2 separate regions of the Homo sapiens genome follow, and region 1 is linked to region 2. A link is a loop called in an ENCODE intact Hi-C map of the cell type or tissue named here. Cell type or tissue: ovary. All regions are shown on one strand.

What was found. Peaks named below come from ENCODE experiments on the same cell type or tissue, not always from the same donor. Only the 100,000 strongest peaks of a DNase experiment are listed, where the experiment ranks them.
Region 1: a loop joins it to region 2, with 2.3 times the contacts of the local background. A loop is called at or near these places in 4 of 110 quality-filtered maps.

Annotation. Positions count from the first base shown.
Region 1 is chr14:103,735,206-103,739,205 of GRCh38, reverse strand. PPP1R13B (protein phosphatase 1 regulatory subunit 13B) reads left to right here. Exons shown (of 17, transcript NM_015316.3): 13 at 183-320; 14 at 394-527; 15 at 1,346-1,512; 16 at 3,004-3,203. Among named protein-coding and RNA genes, the nearest start is that of ZFYVE21, 21 kb to the right of the region's middle. In ovary, no CTCF peak of the experiment used is centred here; DNase peaks (open chromatin) are centred at 335, 2,185, 2,935, 3,585 and 1 weaker place.
Region 2 is chr14:103,574,731-103,578,730 of GRCh38, reverse strand. All of the region lies in intron 3 of COA8 (cytochrome c oxidase assembly factor 8), which reads right to left. Among named protein-coding and RNA genes, the nearest start is that of COA8, 14 kb to the right of the region's middle. In ovary, no CTCF peak of the experiment used is centred here; a DNase peak (open chromatin) is centred at 1,910; H3K27ac peaks cover 640 bases.

The sequences.
Region 1 (4,000 bases), 160 kb before region 2:
CAGAGTGGCCCTGGCCCTTATTTGAGGTGGTCACCTGGGCGCTGCTACTGCTACCACTCCAGGGCTGCTTCGCGGAGCCACTGTCTTTGGGCTTTAGCTCCCACCACTCCTTCCCAGCAGGCGTGGGTTCTTAGACTTCAGTGGACCACCTTTAACTGGAAAGCGTGCTTCCTTCCCAACAGAACAAGCGGACCAACTTGAAGAAGCCCAACTCGGAGCGGACGGGGCACGGGCTGAGAGTCCGGTTTAACCCCCTGGCACTGCTCCTAGACGCGTCTCTGGAAGGAGAGTTCGATCTGGTGCAGAGGATCATCTATGAGGTGAGCTGCAGCCGGGGACCAGTGCACGCTGCTGGGGGCGAGGGGATGGGCGCTCACAGGCCGTGTGTCCTAGGTGGAAGATCCCAGCAAGCCCAACGACGAAGGGATCACCCCACTGCACAACGCCGTCTGCGCCGGCCACCATCACATCGTGAAGTTCCTGCTGGATTTTGGTGTCAACGTGAATGCTGCTGATAGTGATGGATGGTGAGGCCCGTAGGAGTGTGGGGTGGACAGATTTACTTTCCCTGCTTTGCATAAGGAAAACAGGCGTGTTCTAGACAATTAGGAAGCACGGAAGAGAGAATTAGAGCAAGAACACCCATCATTTCATCCTTGAAAGACAGCTGTTGCCAGGGTTTCCTTGCCTTTTTTTCCAGCCTTTTCTCTTGATGATTTTGTTAAAAACGTGGCTGTGGTTATGCTCTTTCTGTGCCTCGTCATTAACATTGCAGTCTAAGCATTCTGTGAATCATTCCATCTTCCCCTTCTCATATGTTCCGTATGGACTCTTCACACTCTGTGCTCCGTGTGAAAAGCAGCCTCAGCATCCCCCTGGGTCAGGCATGTAGGTTGTCGCATTGTTCATTCCGTTTGCCTTCGGGAGCTCTGCTGCTGGGCGAGGCGTGTTGGTCTCCTGTGGGGGTTATTTTGAACTTTCAGACAGCTGACATTGTGCTGCATTTGAATCGTGGTAAAATACACATAACATAAAATTTCACATCTTAGCTATTTTTAAATGTGTGTTTCAGTGTGTTATGTACATTCACATCACCATGCAGTGTGGCGTGAACATCTGTGGATTGGCCATTTCTTAACCCATTCCCTGTGCCCCCTTTTCAAAATGTATGTATGGTCTGAAACAATTGGCTCATGGAAATCCTGCCTTTAAAGAAACAACACTGAGACTTGATGGCACAAAGGTGAACGCCTTCCGCGAGATTCCTTAGAGGGAAATCTCTGAGGGCCACGTCCTACAGGACAGGCAGTGCCAGGCCTGCACCTTCACCCACGCTCTATTCCAGGACGCCGCTGCACTGCGCTGCCTCTTGTAACAGCGTTCACCTCTGCAAACAGCTGGTGGAGAGTGGTGCCGCCATTTTTGCCTCAACCATAAGCGACATTGAAACTGCTGCAGACAAGTGTGAGGAGATGGAGGAAGGCTACATCCAGTGCTCCCAGTTTCTATATGGTACGCAGGGGAGGCCTGGGGCCACAGTGGTGCTGTCTGCTGTGGTACTGCCATGGCAACAGTCAGCCGGTGCCAGAGAAGCTTCAGCACAGCTTTCTGTTTGTTTTTTTTAAGACAGGAGACAAGGTCTCATTCTGTCACCCAGGCTGGAGTGCAATGTCGCAATCATGGCTCACTGCAGCCTCGACCTCCCGGGCTCAATTGATCCTCCCACTTCAGCCTCCCAAGTAGCTGGGACTACAGGCTTGTCCCACCACAGCCAGCTAATTTTTTGTACTTTTTTTTTTTTTTTGTAGAGACAGTGTTTCGCCATGTTGCCCAGGGTGGTCTCGAACTTCTGGGCTCCAGCGATCTGCCCACTTTCAGCCTCCTAAAGTGCTGGGATCACAGGTGTGAGCCACCGTGCCTGGCAGCACAGCATTCTCGAGCTGTTCCACCTTCTTCAGGGGCAGCCAGGATGTCTCACTCGAGTGAAGGTCACACTGCCCCTTGTTTTCATTCCTGAAAACATGTTTGAAAGTCCATGTTGTTAGAAGGATTCTGTGCCAGATTCCCAAGAAAACAAAATGACTTGGCTGTGCTTTGCATAGATGTTCTGTACCCTTGCTTCTGGAAGCAGGGCCAGCTCCTTTCCTGGGGTGGCCTGGGGCCCTGGCCATTCCCCGGAAACATTTGATGAATGAGGCTCATGTCCTAATTAAGCTGCTTTAGCCAGGGCCGCATTTTCCAAGAGCTGGAACATCTTCTCTATTCTGAGTATTAAACAGTCACAAGTCATTTATTCCACACATTACTTGAGAACATACTATGTGCCCTACACTGGACTCTAGGTTTGAAATTATCCATGAAAACAGCCATGTGATGCCCTCTTTGGCCCAAGCTCCCACAACAGAGCCAAGCAACAAACTCTCAGGCTGTGTGGCAGGGCTAGGGGAGGCACAGCAGCCCCCAGGTGAGTCCCGCCAGTGTGAGGAGGAGGCTGCCGTCACAGTGGCACCACCACAGGGAAGGGAAGCTCCCCATGGTCACCACAACTGGGTCTCAGAAGCAGAGTGTCCCACAGAAGGGCCCTTTCTTGGGAACCCACAAGTAGCTGCTCAGTCAGGGCTCAGTTGTGTGTAGTTTGTTCATTACCATCCAAGAGCAGTCACAGCTGCTCTAGCTAGTGACTTTAGAAATCTGTTCTGGCTGTGATTGCTAAGCGTCACCTTAAGAACAGCACACTCTTGCCCTGGGGCTCAGGAGCTCGTTTGTCCTGTCTGTCCTGCAGGACTTAGAAAGGGCCGGCAGCAGGAGCAGCAGCTGGGCCGGGCAGGGGAGGTATCGGGTGGGGGCCCTAGTCTTCAATAGTGTCTCATCTCCCTCGCTGGCCTCTGTGGGGCCTGCTGAGAGCAGCCTCGGCAGCAGCACGACTGTGTCCTGTTCCTCGAGCAGGGTCCCTTGCTGCAGGCCACCCTCTGCTGAGGCCTGACCATTGCTCTCTGGCTCCAGGGGTGCAGGAAAAGCTGGGTGTGATGAACAAAGGTGTGGCGTATGCTCTGTGGGACTACGAGGCCCAGAACAGTGACGAGCTGTCCTTCCACGAAGGGGACGCCCTCACCATCCTGAGGCGCAAGGACGAAAGCGAGACTGAGTGGTGGTGGGCTCGCCTTGGAGACCGGGAGGGCTATGTGCCCAAAAACCTGCTGGGGGTGAGCACTCAGGTTACTTACTGGGAAACTAGCTGCCCGTGTCTCTGTACAGCATGCGGTCCTATCCTGCTGTGGGGCTGGGGAGGGAGGCTTCGCTTCTCTGAGCCTCAGCAGCCCCCTCTGTAGAGGGGGAGGTGCCTACTTGGCAGAGCTGGCATGAGGCTCAGGCAGGGCCCCAGGAGGTTCCCCCAGCCATGCTTATGCCATGGAGGCCCGTGCGGAGGCTGAGTGCCCCAGTGAGGGGCCGCTCAATGAGCTCGGTTCATGATGAACTTCACCAAGTGGCCCGGCTCAGCCCACCCACACTTTCCCCAATCTAGAAATCTCTGCAGCCTAGAAATTTCTCCAGTGGAGGGAGAGGTGGGAACGTGCAGGCTGCTAGCTCTGTGTTGGACTTGTGATTCCCTCAGTCCTCTGGCAGAGGGAGCTGCCTCTGCTCTCTTTGTGCCCTGCAGAGCTGCCAGGGGCTTGCTGTTGAGCCAACGTTCTTGGCCAGGCAAACACAGCAGGGAGCCAGGCAGAGACCCTTGCCCAGGGGAGCTTATGACCTTGAGAGCCACAGGCAGTCACAAGTCTTTAGGTGGCATGAAGTGTTGTGAGAAAAATAGGATATTCTGGGGGTACAAGGCACATTTTAAAGAGGGCTGGGTGGGTCTCAGTGTAGAGGTGCAGCTGAGCGTAGGCCTGAGGGACAAGGGTGCTGCACGGCTGTCCAGGGTGGCTGAGGTGAGGAGCAGGGGTCGGGTCTGGCTGGCCCTGCTCCCTGTGTGTGGCTTCCTGTCCTGACGCGGCTCCGT
Region 2 (4,000 bases):
CAAGGCTCAACAAGCAGCAGAAGCACTGTAATATCTGCTAAGCAGGGCACCATCCACACTGCAGCACTGCAGCTTAATACCGAACCTACCGCTAAGTTCAGGGAAAGAGGCAAAACACCGAGTTCACCACACTTACTGAAAACCGAGTGGGTGTTTCATAAATACTTAGGAGACTGACTTAAACTAAACCCATCTTGATGGTACTCTTCCTGCCACTGCATAAACACTCTGGGAATGAAATACATTAGAGGAATTCTCCCACAATACTGCCTGCCTTACAAATGAGATTTAATTTTGAGACTGGCAGAACTGAAATCACAGTATTCTGCTGCTTGCACTTCAAATTCAATCACTCATTTTTCTGCACTGCTGCAGAATATTCCGGTGAAGGCCAGTAAGTGCGTAGGCCACCACAGCCTTATCCGTTCTTCTAGTACTGGGCATTTCCATTCTTCCCATTCTTCTGCAATGAAAGATTGTGCTGCAAGGAACACACAGCTGAACTCTTCCCATGTTTCCCCACATGAATTTTTTTTTTGGAGACAGTCTGGCTCTGTCACTCAGGCTGGAGTGCAGTGACACAATCTCGGCTCACTGCAGCCTCCACCCCCTGGGCTCAAGTGATCCTCCCACCTCAGCCTCCCGAGTAGTTGGGACTACAGACACATACTGCCAAACTTGGCTTTTTTTTTTTTTTTTTTTTTTTGAGATGGAGTTTCACTCTTGCTGCCCAGGCTGGAGTGCAATGGTGCAATCTCGGTTCAGTGCAACTTCCGCCTCCGGGGTTCAAGCGATTCTTCTGCCTCAGCCTCCTGAGTAGCTGGGATTACAGGCATGCATCACCACGACTGGCTAATTTTGTATTTTTAGTAGAGATGGAGTTTCTTCATGTTGGTCAGGCTGGTCTCAAACTCCTGACCTCAGGTGATCCGCCTGCCTCAGCCTCCCAAAGTGCTGGGATTACAGGCATGAGCCACCGCACCCGGCCTTAATTATTTTTATTTTTAAATTTTTTGTAGACAAAGGGTTTTACCATGTTGCCCAGGCTGGTCTCAAACTCCTGGGCTCAAGTGATCCACCCACCTCAGCCTCACAAAGTGGTGGGATTACAGGTATGAGCCACCAAGCCTGGCTCTCACATGAATTCTTAGAGATGATTCATGAGCATCATTTGCCTGCTTCCTGGGGTATATGTAAATATGTGTAGCTAAATTCTTCTGGAAAAGGGGCTGAGGATTTTCTGCTGCCATCCACCTTTGATGTAACTCCGCCAGCACTGAGTCTCAAGACTGAAAACATTCCCCCATGAACTGAGTAAGCATGAAATGATGACTTCTTGTTGCATATGCACTGTAGGCTGGGCGCGGTGGCTCATGCCTGTAATCCCACCACTTTGGGAGACTGAGATGAGAAGATCACTTGAGGTCAGGAGTTTGAGACCAGCCTGGTCAACATGGTGAAACTCCGTCTACGAAACACACACACACACACAAATTAGCCAGGTGTGGGGGCGGGTGCCTATAATCCCAGCTACTTGGAAGGCTGAGACAGGAGAATTGCTTGAACCCGGAGGTGGAGACTGCAGTGAGCCGAGATCACGCCACTGCACTCCAGCCTGGTGACAGAGTGAGACTCCATCTCAAAAAAATAAACAAATATGCCTTGTAAAATTTAGAGTTTGAACAATTTTTTCTTCTTGTAGTCACGTTATTTGTCTATAAATGTGTGTTATTTCTGAGTATTTGTGGCAGCTTTTCCTGAAGTCCAAATTGCCCATGTTGTTTTGCTGCCAGCACTTGCCCTTCCTCACATTTCCGGGACACTGATCCCTGCGCCTACCCAGCCCTCTGATCCTTTGCCAGCAGGCCTGCTCTTTTGCCTGCTTCCTCCCGTCTCCATGGCAGCAGCCAGGCTCTCTGCACAAGCCCCACCTCTGCCTCAGCTAATCCGGGCACCTCCCAACCGGGCTGGAGCCAGCCTGAGGAAAGGCAGCCTCCTCAGCTGACTGCTTCTTTGAACTTAGGAGGGATAAACAAGGAGGCAGAGAAAGCCAGTTTATAGCATGAGAAAGGTAAGGCAGTGGCCTAGGAGAAAAGTTTAAACATGAGGAAGAAATTGCTCTGGTCCTAGCGTCTGAGCACAGGCCATGACTGGGGCCAGCTCCACCCGCCTCTGGGTACTGAGCCACCTCCACATATGCTCAGCAAACTCTCCTGTCCAGAAACCTGGATCAAAAGGAGTCTTAACACAGACGTTTTCAGCTTTTATGTTCTTGAATATCTCTGTCTTCACCCTCAAGCTCAGGACGGTATCATTCCTCCAGATAATGGTGAGTCTGTTATATCCTATTAGATGCTCTACAGCTGCGAACTATGTATCTAACTCTTTAATCCATAAACAATCGACTTTCTTTTTTTATTTTTTTGAGACAGAGTCTCGCTCTGTCACCCAGGCTGGAGTGCAGTGGCGCAATCTCGGCTCACCGCAACCTCCGCCTCCTGGGTTCAAGTGATTCTCCTGCCTCAGTCTCCTGAGTAGCTGGGATTACAGGCAAGTGCCACCACGACCAGCTAATTTTTGTATTTTTAGTAGAGACGGGGTTTCACCATGTTGATCAGGCTGGTCTCGAACTCCTGACCTTGTGATTCCCCTGCCTCAGCCTCCCAAAGTGCTGGGATTACAGGCGTGAACCACCGCGCCCGGCCTGACTTTTAATAATTAACTTTTTGGCCAGGCACAGTGGCTCACGCCTGTAATCCCAGCACTTTGGGAGGATGAGGTGAGTGGACTGCTTGAGCTCAGGAGTTTGAGACCAGCCTGGGCAACACGGCAAAACTCCGTCTCTACAAAAAACACAAAAATTAGGCAGGTGTGGTGCTGGCGTGCACCTGCAGTCCTAGCTACTTGGGAGGCTGAAGTGGGAGGATCACTTGAGCCCAGGAGGTCAAGGCTGCAGTAAGCCTAGATGGTGCCACTGCATTCCAGCCTGGGAGACAGAGTGAGACCCTGACTCAAGAAACAAAAAAAGAAATTAATAATAATTAACATTTTGACCCACTGGAATACATTTGTATTGCAGAGAGAACGAATCTAAATTTGTTCTTTTGGGCCAAAGCTTTCTCCAATATCACGTATTCAACAAAGCTCCCCTTCTCTTGGCTCTTGGGGACCTACATCCTCACGCATTGGTGCAACCGTGTACAAGACATGTGCTCTGGCCCAAGGTGACACGCCTGCTGCCCCACTCCCACTGCAGGCACCGTGGCCTGCTCACTTTCAACAGCTGCCAGAGCAGGCAGCTCCCTGTATGTTTCCCTTCCTTAACACATCCTGTCCTATTACCAAATTCAGTTTCAAACCTAATTTAAGGCCAGCCTTTCAATACTCAGCAAAGCCATCAATAGGATTCTGGGACCTTAGTAAGAATCAAAACAACTTCTCCCATCTGTTAGGAGAGTGGCTGTCTCCAAAGCCCTTCCAAGCTATGAGCCGACCTAGTCCTACCTGATATGATGACAGACCTATGGACACGGCACATGTGGTGTGCACACAAGCACACACACATGTACACACGTGCACGTACGCACACACATGCGTACACACGCACGCATACACGGCCAGGTCAGCATGGAATGCGCTGACAGCCATGGGGCGCGGCGAGGCCCAGTAAGGCTTTGCAATCCGACTCCCGACGTGAGAATCCAGGCCACGCCACATTCTCACTGTGCAATTCTGGTGAAGCCTCAGGTTGCTCATCTATAAAATGGTAAAGATAACAGTATCTACTTCATTGGGTCACTGTGGGAAATGCAACAGGTGATATATGCACAGGACTTGCACAGTGTCCAGCACAGGACCCAAAACTGTGAGTGCTCATTCTCATGCTTACTGCTGGATGCAGCATCTGCTCCAGCTCTGCCCCACAAGACCCCACCTCTCCAGGGCCCGCAAGACCCCACCTCTCCAGCAGCCAGCAAATAGCAACAGAGGTCCTGGCATG